Linked DNA regions of Homo sapiens: region 1 is linked to region 2. A link is an interaction called in ENCODE POLR2A ChIA-PET data of the cell type or tissue named here. Cell type or tissue: Panc1. All regions are shown on one strand. Links, peaks and the distances in the headings refer to the core of each region. The heading gives the core; the rest is flanking DNA.

The links. Peaks named below come from ENCODE experiments on the same cell type or tissue, not always from the same donor. Only the 100,000 strongest peaks of a DNase experiment are listed, where the experiment ranks them.
Region 1: POLR2A ChIA-PET joins it to region 2 with 14 read pairs; 2 of 35 experiments call an interaction of 5 or more read pairs at or near these places.

The regions. Positions count from the first base shown.
Region 1 is chr7:99,877,365-99,884,000 of GRCh38, reverse strand. No RefSeq gene overlaps it. Among named protein-coding and RNA genes, the nearest start is that of OR2AE1, 3.6 kb to the right of the region's middle. In Panc1, for the core only: no CTCF peak of the experiment used is centred there; no DNase peak of the experiment used is centred there.
Region 2 is chr7:99,949,275-99,956,176 of GRCh38, reverse strand. It overlaps LOC124900245 (small nucleolar RNA SNORA40), which reads right to left and starts at 4,144; the gene lies at 4,019-4,144. In Panc1, for the core only: no CTCF peak of the experiment used is centred there; no DNase peak of the experiment used is centred there.

The DNA of each region.
Region 1 (6,636 bases), core at 3,977-6,476, 74 kb after region 2:
TCAAAACAGCATGATACTGATATAGAAGTTAAAAAGGAATTATTTAGGCAGTTAGTAAGGGTAAAAGAATTCTCAGTGGAATTTCCTTTTAATAAAAAGCAGCCCCCACATCATTTCTTTTCTAACAAAAATCAACCTGAAAAATCAAGCTGCAAGCATTGATACACAAGCTGGAAGCTTGCATAGGTGAATACTGGCAGCCGTGCCGATACCAAAGAGATACCTGGAAGCCAGGTACATCCAACATGGAGGTTTTCTCCTCCCTTCTCTTTGTTGCCAAATGTGCAGATGTCATGGTGCTGGCCAGGTGGAGATCCCACCTGTATAATAAAAGATTAGGGTGGGATGGCCAGCCTAATCACGGGCTATGTAAATGGCACACCTGGTCCAACCAATCCCATGGGCCCTATGAAAATCAGACACTGCCTTTCTAAGCCCCTCTATAAAGTCAACTGCATCTCACCCCAAACCTGGAAACCCACTTTGGTTCCCTTCCTCTGCATGAGGAAGCTCTGTCTTCTTTCTTTCACTTTAATTAAAGTTCTGCTCTTAAACCCACTCCTTGTATGTGTCCTCATATTTGATTTCCTTAGCACAAGACAACGAACCTTGGGTATTTCCCCAGACAAATGATGTCGCTTCAGTATTGGCATAAAAACAGACAGATAGACAAACAGAACAGAATAGGCAGTGCAGAAATAAACCCATGCATATACAGTCAGCTTATCTTCAACAAGTGTGCCAAGAATGCACAATAAAGACAGGATAGTCTCTTTTCCATCCTGGCCAACGTGGTGAAACCCCGTCTCTACTAAAAATACAAAAATTATCTGGGCATGTCGGCATGTGCCTGTAATCCCAGCTACTTGGAAGGCTGAGGCAGGAGAATTGCTTGAACCTGGGAGGCAGAGGTTGCAGTGAGCCGAGATCACGCCATTGCACTCCAGCCTGGCAAAACAGTGAGACTCCGTCTCAAAAAAAAAAAAAGAAAAGATAGTCTCTTTAATAACTGGTTTTGGGAAAACTGGATATCCGCATGCAAACAAAGAAATTAAACCCCTCTCTTACACCATACACAAAAATCAGCATAAAATGAATTAAAGACCAAAATGTAAGACCTGAAACCATAAAACTCCTAGAGGAAAACATAAGGGAAAAGCTTCTTGACATTAGCCTTTATAATGATTTCTTGGGTATGACACCAAAAGAAGGCAACAAAAGCAAAAACGGGCAAGTGGGAAGACATCAAACTCAAAAGCTTCTGCACAGCAAAGAAACGATAAAAAATAAAAATAAAAAGCCCACCTATTGAATGAGAGAAATTATTTGCAATCTGTATTAGGTTATTCCTCCATTGCTATAAGAAGTACCCAAGGCTGGGTAATGTATAAAGAAAAGAGGTTTAATTGGCTCATGGTTCTGCAGGCTGTACAGGAAGCCTGGTGCTTGTGTCCGATGATCTTCTTGGGAGGCCTCAGGGAGCTTTTACTCACCGTAGAAGGCAAAGTGAGAGCAGGTAGGTCACATGGAGAAAGCAGGAGTGAGAGAGAGTTGGGGAGAGTGCTACACAATTTTAAACAACCAGCGAATATCAGTGAAGCAAAACATTTTAGGATTTGAGTTGAGATGGAGAAACAAAGAAGAGGTCAACATATCCCTATAATGGAAAGGAAGGGCAGGGTATGAGAATGATATCGGAGTGCATAAGAAGGAGAGGTAGGGTTATGCCATTTTTTCCTTTTCCCTCTGTGTCTGAAATCTTTTTCTTTCTTTCTTTCTTTTTTTTTTTTGGAGATGAAGTTTTACTCTGTCACCCAGGCTGGAGTGCTGTGGTGCGATCTCAGCTCACTGCAACCTACACCTCTCGGGTTCAAGTGATTCTCCTGCCTCAGTCTCCCGAGTAGTTTGGACTACAGATGTGTGCCACCATGCCTGGCTAATTTTTGTATTTTTAGTACAGACAGGGTTCTGCCATGTTGGCCAGGCTGGTCTCAGACTTCTGACCTCAAGTAATCCACCTGCCTCCATCTCCCAAAGTGCTGGGATTAAAGGTGTGAGCCACCGCACTCGACCTGAAATCTCTTGACATGTTATATTCATGTAGTCTATGAAATTGGAGTACGATCAACAGCTAGGATGGGAACTGCCTGCCTCTATTCCTTGACTTCTTTCCTATGATATGGCACATGGAAACCCTCAAAAGGGTCCTGTGGGCAAAAGAGACTAGATATTATTACTCAGACTGTCTTCTCAAAAGGGTTGCGTGGAAAGGCGTTACAGAAATCTGGGTTCCCAAGTGAAAAACAATCAAGGGACTCTAAGAATTTTTTATCTCCACAGTTAATTGGCCCCTGAGGAGAATATTCTCCTGTTATCTTCAGGCTCACTCCGCAAAATATCTCATTCTCCTGATCACTTGGAACAAACTCCAAGTAAAGCCCTTTGGGGATGCTTATCTCAGTGCATACAGCACAGTCTAATTGACATCTTGAGTAATGGTCTCCAGAAGCCATGCAAGATGTGTCCTCTGGGATGGAATCCCTGACGCCATTCTATTTAGTGTCCACAATTTGCTTCAGCTGACATAGGTCCTCTGGGTTAGGGGGATGTTTTATTTCTCCCAGATGATGTCTGTTTTTTCTTATGATTGGCTCACATCAGACCAAGAATGTTCTTACTCTAACCCCCATGATTACTATTGAGAAGACATTTATGCAGTCAGAAAAGTGCTTCCTGACTGCATCAGCCAAATTCATATTTTATTAAGTAGGGAAGGAAGTGTAAAGCTAAGAAGAGAGTGCCTTGAGAGATCCAAAACAATGGAAAACCATAACAGATTTTCTTTTGACTCTGGGCACATTCATGATTAAACTGGTATTCAGTTTACCTTCTTAATAAAGTAATATTAATGGAAATTCCTATTGCCCAAGCTCCGATATTGGAATGGAGGGTTGTCTCAAATATACATATAGAGCCAGAGGAAGCATATGTGTGATTCAAAGGTCCAACTAGTAGAGGCTAAAGTTCAGTTACTTAATCTGTCCTGATGTGTGTTGATGGAGCTCACAATATGAACACACATGTGTCCCATTGGTCCTGGTGATATTCTGCCATTAGGGTAATTAGTGCAAACAACAATGCCTGCGTTGGGGCAATTTCTTCTATGCCGTTCCACAGTAAATGTAACGTAAATGGAAATTTCCAGGCTTAGGGAAGGAAGTCTGGTGAGCACCTCAGAAAAGGCTTGTTTTGATCAACAGTAGCCAACAGGTGGGTCAGTGTGGACCTCTCTTGCCCTCTGCATTTCATTTCTATGCTTTGTCTTCCTACGAGTCTCTGCAGGGAAATAACAGGTAAGATAATATTAGGGCTTGAGGTATTTAGGAAACCTTTATTATAAATTAGGGCATTGTCAGCTTATCCCTTAAGTCAATCCATAAGGAAAGCTTCCTTGGAAGGCAGAGAAAAAAAAAAGTCACTTGAAGGCCACAAATCAGAATGGGAAATTATTAGCAAAGTTGCTGAAGGGAGGAAGAGAGACACAGGTCAGATGGTGAAAAACTTACACCATGGAGATTTGTAGAGAAAGATGGACACTAATGTGGAAAGTGATAGAGAAGTATATGGATACTTAAATAAAAGGGAAGTGTGTGGAGATCTCTAATGGGTTGGAGTGATCAGGAGGAGCATGGGAGAAGTTGAGCTTCTAGTCCACCAGAAGCTGAGTGTGAAATAACAGTGTGAAGTGACAGCCAGAAAGATGAGACTGTAGACTGCATTAGGAGAGAGACAGTAATAGATGTGACTTTTTTTTTTTTTTTTGAGACAGAATTTTGCTCTTGTTGCTCAAGGTGGAGTGCAATGGTGTGATCTCGGCTCACTGCATCATCTGCCTCCTGGGTTCTAGCGATTCTCCTGCCTCAGCCTCTGGAGTAGCTGGGATTACAGGCATGCGCCACCACGCCCGGCTAATTTTGTATTTTCAGTAGAGACGGGGTTTCTACATGTTGGTCAGGCTGGTCTCGAACTCCTGACCTCAGGTGATCCACTTGTCGTGGCCTCCCAAAGTGCCAGGATTACAGGCATGAGCGACCGCGCCCGGCCAGATGTGACCTCTTTCTTACTGATCAAATGCTTGGGAGAATGCATTCAGTTCTGAGTTCTTTGCTTTAAGAAGTAAATAGATAATCGTCACCGCATGAAGGTCTAGAAAGACATTTAGGAGAAAAAACACAAAAAAGAATAGGGTGGATATTTGAGGAATCAATTAAGATTACTTTTTTTTTTTGAGACAGAGTCTTGCCCTGTCGCCCAGGCTAGAGTGCAGTGGCACAATCTTGGCTCACTGCAAACTCCACCTCCCGGGTTCAAGGGATTCTAATGCCTCAGCCCCTCGAGTAGCTGCAATTACAGGTATGTGCCACCAAGCCTGGCTAATTTTTGTATTTTTAGTAGAGACAGGGTTTCACTATGTTGGCCAGGCTGGTCTCAAAGTCCTGACCTCAGGTGATCTGCCTGCCTTGGCCTCCCAAAGTGCTGGGATTACAGACCTGAGCCACTGTCCCCTGCCTGAAATTAACAATTATTAATACATCTTATGTTAGATACGGGGGATGACAGAGGAGAAGAAAACAAATATTCAGTACACATACACACACACACAGAATAAATGCCCATAACTATTACAGTTTTTGTTTCTGTAGCTGCTCACATGGTTTTTGGCTGGTATTTATAACGACTTGCTTTCACTACCCATTCCAATTCTCTTTGTCTACAGTTATTCATGACTCTTTGCCTGGTGGGGTAACCCAAACCTTTATTCCTGAAGCATCTGGGCCACTAGCAGTCTTGTCTGAATTGGGTTGTAGTTTTCTATTGGCTTACATCATGAGACATGAGAGTACACCCTAGAAAATCTGACTGCAGACATAATTCTCCATATCCTCACTGTATAGTAGTGACTGAATTTCCCATTGCTAGTCAGAATCAGTCTTACTAGCCAATAGAGTAACCTTATTTGCCTATTGATTCAGTTCTATGAGGAGCCCCAAGTGGCATGGTGGCAGTCTTAACTATCAGAAAATGGGATTATTGTTGTGACACCTGGTAGAAGAATTTCTCCCTTTGGAACTAAGACCTCTAAAACAGCAAAAGCTAAAAGTGAAGGGATAGAAAACTAAAATTGTGCTGGTGGGTCACAGTTATGGGGGCTATAGTGAGAGGACTCATTCTCTCTTCTACCTGGTGATTTCTGGTTCCATGAATCTTGCTATGGGAGGAAGAGCAGCATAAATTGGATGCAGATTTAGAGTATATTTCACATCCTAGAGGACACTGCCCCAGCACCAAAACGTGTTGCCAACCAGATGGTCTTCAAAAGGCCTTCCCTTGGATTCTCCTTTAGTTTTTCTGACTTCTGGGTCAGGTGTGTGCATTCTTTTTTTTTTTTATTTTTTTTTTTTTATTTTTTTTTTTAAGACGGAGTCTCGCTCTGTTGCCCAGGCTGGAGTGCAGTGATGCGATCTCCACTCACTGCAAGCTCCGCTTCCTGGGTTCACACCATTCTCTTGCCTCAGCCTCCCGAGTAGCTGGGACTACAGGCGCCCGCCACCACGCCCGGCAAATTTTTTGTATTTTTAGTAGAGACGGGGTTTCACCGTGTTAGCCAGGATGGTCTCCATCTCCTGACCTCGTGATCCACCTGCCTCGGCCTCCCAAAGTGCTGGGATTACAGGCGTGAGCCGCCGCGCCCGGCCAGGTGTGTGCATTTTTAATCTGGCCATTAAGAAGCGCCCCAGCGGCCGGGTGCGGTGGTTCACGCCTGTAATCCCAGCACTTTGGGAGGCCGAGGCGGGGGGATCACGAGGTCAGGAGATGGAGACCATCCTGTCGAACACGGTGAAATCCCCGTCTCTACTAAAAATACAAAAAATTAGCCGGGTGTGGTGGCAGGCGCCTGTAGTCCCAGCTACTACGGAGGCTGAGGCAAGAGAATGGCATGAACCCGGGAGGCGGAGCTTGCAGTGAGACGAGATCGGGCCACAGCATTCCAGCCTGGGCGACAGAGCAAGACTCCAACTCAAAAAAAAAAAAAAAAAAAAAAAGAGGCGCCCCAGCTTCTGCAGGATATCCACACCGCCAATTTCAGAGACAACAAGAACTGACATGGGTTTCAGTCTGCCTTTGTGGGATTGCAGCTCATGCTTGTGGGTTCCAGCATGACTTTGATCTGCCACTCTTTATATCCATTTTTTTTTTCCTGACTACTTGCCCTCTGGAATTAAAGTTCCAGCATCAGACACAAAGGTAACAGCCACGCATAGATTGCCTAACCAGCTTCCACAATTGTATAAGAGAAATCTCTTAGTGTTATAGCTTTTCTAGTAAAATCCTCACTGATAAAATAAGCAACGCCCCCAAGCTTTTCTCCAAACTGTCTCTCTGTGTGTGTCTGTATAGAGAGAGAGAGCTTAAAAATCTGCCTTCACAAACATGATCACTCTGAAATCTCAGAATATCTAGACTCCATTAAGTATCAAACTTCAAGTCTCTTCTCATTAAGAAAGACAAATGTGTGTGTGTGTGTGTGTGTGTATACATATGTGTGTTTTGGAAGCCTAGGAAGTAAATGGGGAA
Region 2 (6,902 bases), core at 1,738-4,237:
TCTTCACATCTCTGATACATCATTCCCTACGGGGGTTTTTCTCTGGGTGACTCAGTGGCTCTGTGCCCCTCTCCCCAACCCTGACACCTGTCCAGGACTTCAGTTTTCTGAGGTTTCCTCCCCCTTGTCCACCCCACTCCTCTTTCCTGTTACAGATGAGGCCAGATCCCATTTTTAATGTTCTTTAGCCCTGACCTGCTCACACGAGCTTTTGGTTTCCTTATTGACCTAAGCTGTTGATTCTTTATCCTTTTATTTGTTGAGGGTGTCATCCTTTTTGAATTGAAAAATACAGTTGCTGTATTTTTCCCTCTTGATTGAGCTTTCTTCCCTGGGGCTCTATATGTTCAGATAGAACTTTTTGCCCCAGAAGAGGAAATGCGGATTTCATTAGTCTGAAGAAGTAATTTCTCAGCTTTGATTTCCAAGTTGAACCCAAAGCATTAAGAAAAAAAAAAAAAAGCGGGTGGTGGGGAAGGATAACTTCAAATTTAGGCTTTCCAAAAAGATGAGATGTTTGACTTAGAATTCTGAAGGCTGGGAATGATTTCCTTAAGGAGCCCAGCTTGGAGGATGGACTTTGGAATAATCCAGAGTGGGAGGCTGAGGACAGGATGTAAGGAAAGTTCTGTGCCACGGGAAGGAAAAGCACAGACACAGGCAGGTGAGGTTTCATGAGAAGGTCAAGGTGAGAGCTCTGCTGTGTCTTTTGCGGTTGAAACCTGTGCATGGCGGTTGGTGACTCATTTGAGGAAACTCACTCCCTGGGACTTGGAGGGGATCTGACAACCCCAGGGCCAATTCCTGTATCCTTGAGCTGTGCCCTGGAGAGCTGAGGGTTCTCAAACAAGCTCTGGATGTGTGAGCCAAGACCAACATGGTGTGGAGATGCGGAGCGGCTGGAGTGAAGGGCCGGGTCTCCCAGGAAGCCAAGGAGTGTGGGGAAACTGAGGCACAGAAGACGCTTGGGTTTGTGTAAAAGAGTTTTCAGGCCGGGCGCTGTGGCTCACGCCTGTAATCCCAGCACTTTGGGAGGCTGAGGTGGGTGGATCACCTGAGGTCAGGCGTTCAAGACCAGCCTGGCCAACATGGTGAACTAAACACACTAAACACACAAAACACACTAAAACACACAAAAATTTCTACTAAACACACAAAAATCAGCCGGGTGTGGTGGCGGGCGCCTGTAATCTCAGCTACTCAGGAGGCTGAGGCAGGAGAATTGCTTGAACCTGGGAGGCGGAGGTTGCAGTGAGCCGAGATTGCACCACCGCACTCCAGCCTGGGTGACACAGCAAGACTCCATCTCAAAAATAAATAAATAAATAAATAAATAAATAAATAAATAAATAAATAAATAGAGTTTGCAGAATTCTGAGTAGCTCTGTGCCCCATTGCTCCCCCTCCACATCTGGCCAAGACTTGGATCTTCTGAGGTTTCCTCCCCTTCTTCTACCCCTACCCATCTCTCCTGTCATGACGCCAGAGCTCACATTCAAATCTTCCTTTGCCCTGGCCTGCTCATGTTGCCCTTTGCTTTTTTTAAAAAAATTGAAATGTTCCTCCTGTCATGTGCTATTCTTTATTTGCTCAAAGTATTCGACATTACTGTGAAATGTCACTGGCTGGGCAATTTCCTCCTGAGCGCTTTGGCTTATCTTCTCTGACTAAATGGAATAAACCTGTTCAAATCAGTATTTTTACATATTGCTCATCCAATATTGTACAGGAAAAATACTAATATGGGGCCAGGTGTGGTGGCTCACGTCTGTAATCCTAGCACTTTGGGAGGCCAAGGCAGGCAGATTACGAGGTCAGGAGATCAAGACCATCCTGGCTAACATGGTGAAACCCTGACTCTACTAAAAGTACAAAAAAAAAAAAAAGGGAAAATACTAATATGGGGCTAGGCATGGTTGTTCATACCTGTAATGCCAGTGCTTTGGAAGGCTGAAGTGGGAGGATCACTTGAGTCCAGGAGTTCGAGACCAGCTGGGCAACATATTGAGACCCCTGTCTCTACGAAAACCAAAAAAAAAAAAAAAAAAAAAATGAGCCAGGCATAGTGGTGCATGCCTGTAGTCCTTGCTACCGAGTAGGCTAAGGAGGAAGGATTGCTTGAGCTCAGGAGTTCGAGGCTGCAGTGAGCTATGATTTCGCCACTGCACTCCAGCCTGCAATGGCCTGAATTTCCTGTTCAGATCTTTTATGAACCAAATACTACACAACTGTAGTCATGATCTTCTTGGCTGGAGAGAGGCTGGCTGTCACCCAGGGCCACAGGGTGATTAGGTAGAATGAAAAGAGAGTCACCAACTCAAGACAGTAGCACAGTGTCCTTGTGGTTTTGGCTGGTGTAGTCTAAAATCTGAATTATGCAAAGTGTATTTGATCTTGCATCACATCAGGAAAAAGCCCAGTAATCTATTTCATCATGGGGTGTGGAGAAGTTGCTGGAACCATTTCTAGACACAGATTTTGGTTCTCCAGAGGCCAGCAAGTTAGCTTCACTAAGCTTCGGGGCCCACAGTGGGAAGAGATGTCCTGCTGAGGCTCAGCGTTGACTTCACTCTTGTGGAGCAAAGCTGTAGGAACTAAGGGCTTTATGCTAATTAAAAGATGAGGCCAGGTGCAGTGGCTCATACCTGTAATGGGGTCTTGCTATATTGCCCAGGCTGGTCTCGAACTCCTGGGTTCAAGCCATCCTCCCACCTCAGCCTCCTGAATCACTGGGATTAAAAGTGTGAGCCACTGTGCCCAGCCTCCCTTTTAATAGAACTGGTGCTTAATCCACAGCTCTCCTGTCAGCCCACAGTTCTTGAATTTTGGCCTCTTTTATGTCCACATGAATGTAAATATACTTCAGAATTTCCACCCAGAATCTTTGGAATCTAATTTCTTCAATCATTTTACTTTAGAGTCATTTTTAGGGTAAGTGAATCTGCCTGGTTTTCAACTTGACACCCTCTCTAAACGTGAATGAGTTCAAATCATATTCGTTCCTGAGGAATCACACTCAAGCATAGTACAAATCTGTGGGATATGCCATTACAACTCTAGGAATCATGTTCTCAAGGTAAAAGCCTTTAAGAAAAGCTGTCTTGACATATCATGTAAGCATGACAATGGAATACTAAACCAACATAGCTGAGATTTTCCTTATGTCCTATGCTTTTAAATGATCAACCCTACAGTCCTGGAACCAACCTTTATGGTTATCAATACCTCCATTATTTTAAACTATCTCAGGTATCATATTCCTTCTTTTTTTTTTTTTTTTGAGACGGAGCCTCTCACTGTCACCCAGGCTGGAGTGCAGTGGCGCAATCTCGGCTCATTGCAAGCTCCACCTCCAATGGAATACTAAATCAACATAGCTGAGATTTTCCTTATGTCCTATGCTTTTAAATGATCAACCCTACAGTCCTGGAACCAACCTTTATGGTTATCAATACCTCCATTATTTTAAACTATCTCAGGTATCATATTCCTTCTTTTTTTTTTTTTTTTTGAGACGGAGCCTCTCACTGTCACCCAGGCTGGAGTGCAGGGGCGCAATCTCGGCTCATTGCAAGCTCCACCTCCAATGGAATACTAAATCAACATAGCTGAGATTTTCCTTATGTCCTATGCTTTTAAATGATCAACCCTACAGTCCTGGAACCAACCTTTATGGTTATCAATACCTCCATTATTTTAAACTATCTCAGGTATCATATTCCTTCTTTTTTTTTTTTTTTTGAGACGGAGCCTCTCACTGTCACCCAGGCTGGAGTGCAGTGGCGCAATCTCGGCTCATTGCAAGCTCCACCTCCTGGGTTCACGCCATTCTCCTGCCTCAGCCTCCCGAGTAGCTGGGACTACAGGCACCCGCCACGACCCCCGGCTAATTTTTTGTATTTTTAGTAGTGCCGGGGTTTCACCATGTTAACCAGGATGGTCTCGATCTCCTGACCTCGTGATCCACCCGCCTCGGCCTCCCAAAGTGCTAGGTTTACAGGTGTGAGCCACCATGCCTAGCTTTCCTTCTTATATGTATCAAAACTCATACTGAAAAATGAGTTCTGGGTTACAAAAGAGGGTTTATTTTTTGCACCTGCCTTTGAATCAGTCCTTAAGCTTAACCTTTAACTTCCAAGGAACTACTTTTTTTTTTTTTTTTTTTTAGATAGAGTCTCGCTCTGTCACCCAGGCTGGAGTGCAATGATGCAATCTCGGCTCACTGCAACCTTCGTCTCTTGGGTTCAAGTGATTCTCCTGTCTCAGCCTCCTGAGTAGCTGGGATTGCAGGCATGTGCCACCATGCCCTGCTAACTTTTGTATTTTTTGTAGAGACAGGGTTTCTCCATGCTGGTCAGGCTGGTCACGAACTCCTGACCTCAGGTGATCCACCTGCCTCAGCCTCCCAAAGTGCTGGGATTACAGGCATGAGCCACCGTGCCAGGCCCCATCCCTGGTTATTCTTATTCAGTAAAATTTGCAACCTCCTAGGAAGAAAGGATTTTGAAAACAAAACTCTTTTTTAAAACTTTTATTTTAGGTTTGGGGGTACGTGTGAAGATTTGTTACATAGGTAAACATGTGTCATCGTGGTTTGTTGTATATATTATTTCATCACCCAGGTATTAAGCCCAGTACCCAACAGTTGTCTTTTCTGCTCCTCTCCCTCCTCCCACCCTCAAGCAGACCCCAGTGTCTGTTGTTTCCTTCTTTGTGTTCATAAGTTCTCATCATTTAGCTCCCACTTATAAGTGAGAACGTGTGGTATTTGGTGTTCTGTTGCTGCATTAGTTTGCTAAGGATTATAGACTCCAGCTTCATCCATATTCCCTCAAAAGACATGATCTTGTTCTTTTTTATGGCTGCATAATATTTCATGGTGTATATGTACCACAGTTTCTTTAGCCAATCTGTCACTGATGGGCATTTAAGTTGGTTCCATGTCTTCACTGTTGGGAGCAAGCCCCCCAAAATCTGGCCATAATCTGGCCCCAAGACTGGTCATAAACAAAATCTCTGCAGCACTGTAACATGTTCATAATGGCCCTAACGCCCAAGCTGGAAGGTTGTGGGTTTACAGGAATGAAGGAATGAGGGCAAGGAACACTTGGCCTGCCCAGGGCGGAAAACCGCTTAAACGCATTCTCAAGCTGCAAACAATAGCATGAGCGATCTGTGTCTTAAGGACGTGTTCCTGCTGCAGTTAACTAGCCCAACCTATTCCTTTAATTTGGCCCATCCCTTTGTTTCTCATAATGGATACTTTTAGTTAATTTAATATCTACAGAAACAATGATAATAACTGGTTTGCTGTTACTAAATATGTGGGTAAATCTCTGTTTGGGGCTCTCAGTTCTGAAGGCTGTGAGACCCCTGATTTCCCACTTCACACCTCTATATTTCTGTGTGTGCATCTTTAACTCCTCTAGCGCCGCTGGGTTAGGGTCTCCCCAACCGAGCTGGTCTCGGCACTTCAGTATTGTAAATAGTGCTGCAATGAACACTCATGTGGATGTGTCTTTGTTTTTTTTTTTTTTGGAGACGGAGTCTAGCTCTGTCACCCGGGCTGGAGTACAGTGGTGCAATCTTGGCTCACTACAACCTCTGCCACCTGGGTTTAAATGATTCTCCTGCCTGGGCCTCCTGAGTAGCTGGGATTACAGGTGTGAGCCACTGTGCCCAGCTAACTTTTGTATTTTTAGTAGAGCCCAGGGTTTCATCATGTTGGCCAGGCTGGTCTTGAACTCCTGACCTCAGGTGATCTGCCTGCCTTGGCATCCCAAAGTGCTGGGATTACAGGCATGAGCTACCACGCCTGGCCCATGTGTCTTTATGGTAGAATGCTTTATGTTCCTCTGGGTATATACTCAGTAATGGGATTGCTGGGTCGAATGGTAGTTCTGCTTTTAGCTCTTTGAGGAATCGCCATATTGCTTCCCACAATGATTGAACTAATTTACATTCCCAGCAACAATGTGAAAATGTTCCCTTTTCTCTGCAACCTTGCCAGCATCTGTCATTTTTTGACTTTTTAATAATAGCCATTCTGACTGGTATGAGATGGTATCTCATTGTGGTTTTGATTTGCATTTCCCTAATGACCAGTGATGTTGAGTTTTTTCATATGTCTGTTGGCCGCCTGTATGTCTTCTTTTGGGAACTGTCTGTTCCTCTCCTTTGCCCACTTTTTCATGGGGTTGTTTGTTTTTCTCTCATAAATTTGTTTAAGTTCCTTATAGATGCTAGCTATTAGACCTTTGTCAGATGCACAGTTTGCAAATAAAACAAAACTCTTAATGTCTTCACTTGCCAGATATTTGTGCTTAGGTTGGTGTTTGAGTCTTAGGAGTAATATCATGTTTTGCCACAAGAAGGAGCCTATGAGTGGGCTGGAAGAGAAAAATCAGATTTGCAGCCGCTGAAGTCAGTAAACAGTTTCTTTGGATATATTGTAAATAGTAAGAGAACCAGACATGACATTCATAAGTATTCCAAAACCAAGTAAAATTATTTTAAAGCTCTAACGTTTTGCAACTTTTCTTCCCGTCTTAAGAGTTCATCTGCCCAGTCTAATGATTGTAGAATTCTTACTTCTAGTCTTTTTTTTTTTTTTTTGAGATGGAGTTTCACTCTTGCTGCCCAGGCTGGAGTGCAATGGTGCTATCTTGGCTCACTGCAACCTTCGCCTCCTGGGTTCAAGCCATTCTCCTGCCTCAGCTTCCCGAGCAGCCACAATTTCAGGGATGCGCCACCACACCCGGCTAATTTTGTATTTTTAGTAGAGTTGGGGTTTCTCCATGTTGGTCAGGCTGGTCTCGAACTTCTGACCTCAGGTGATCTGCCCACCTTGGCCTCCTAAAGCGCTGGGATTACAGGAGTGAGCCACTGTGCCTGGCCATCAT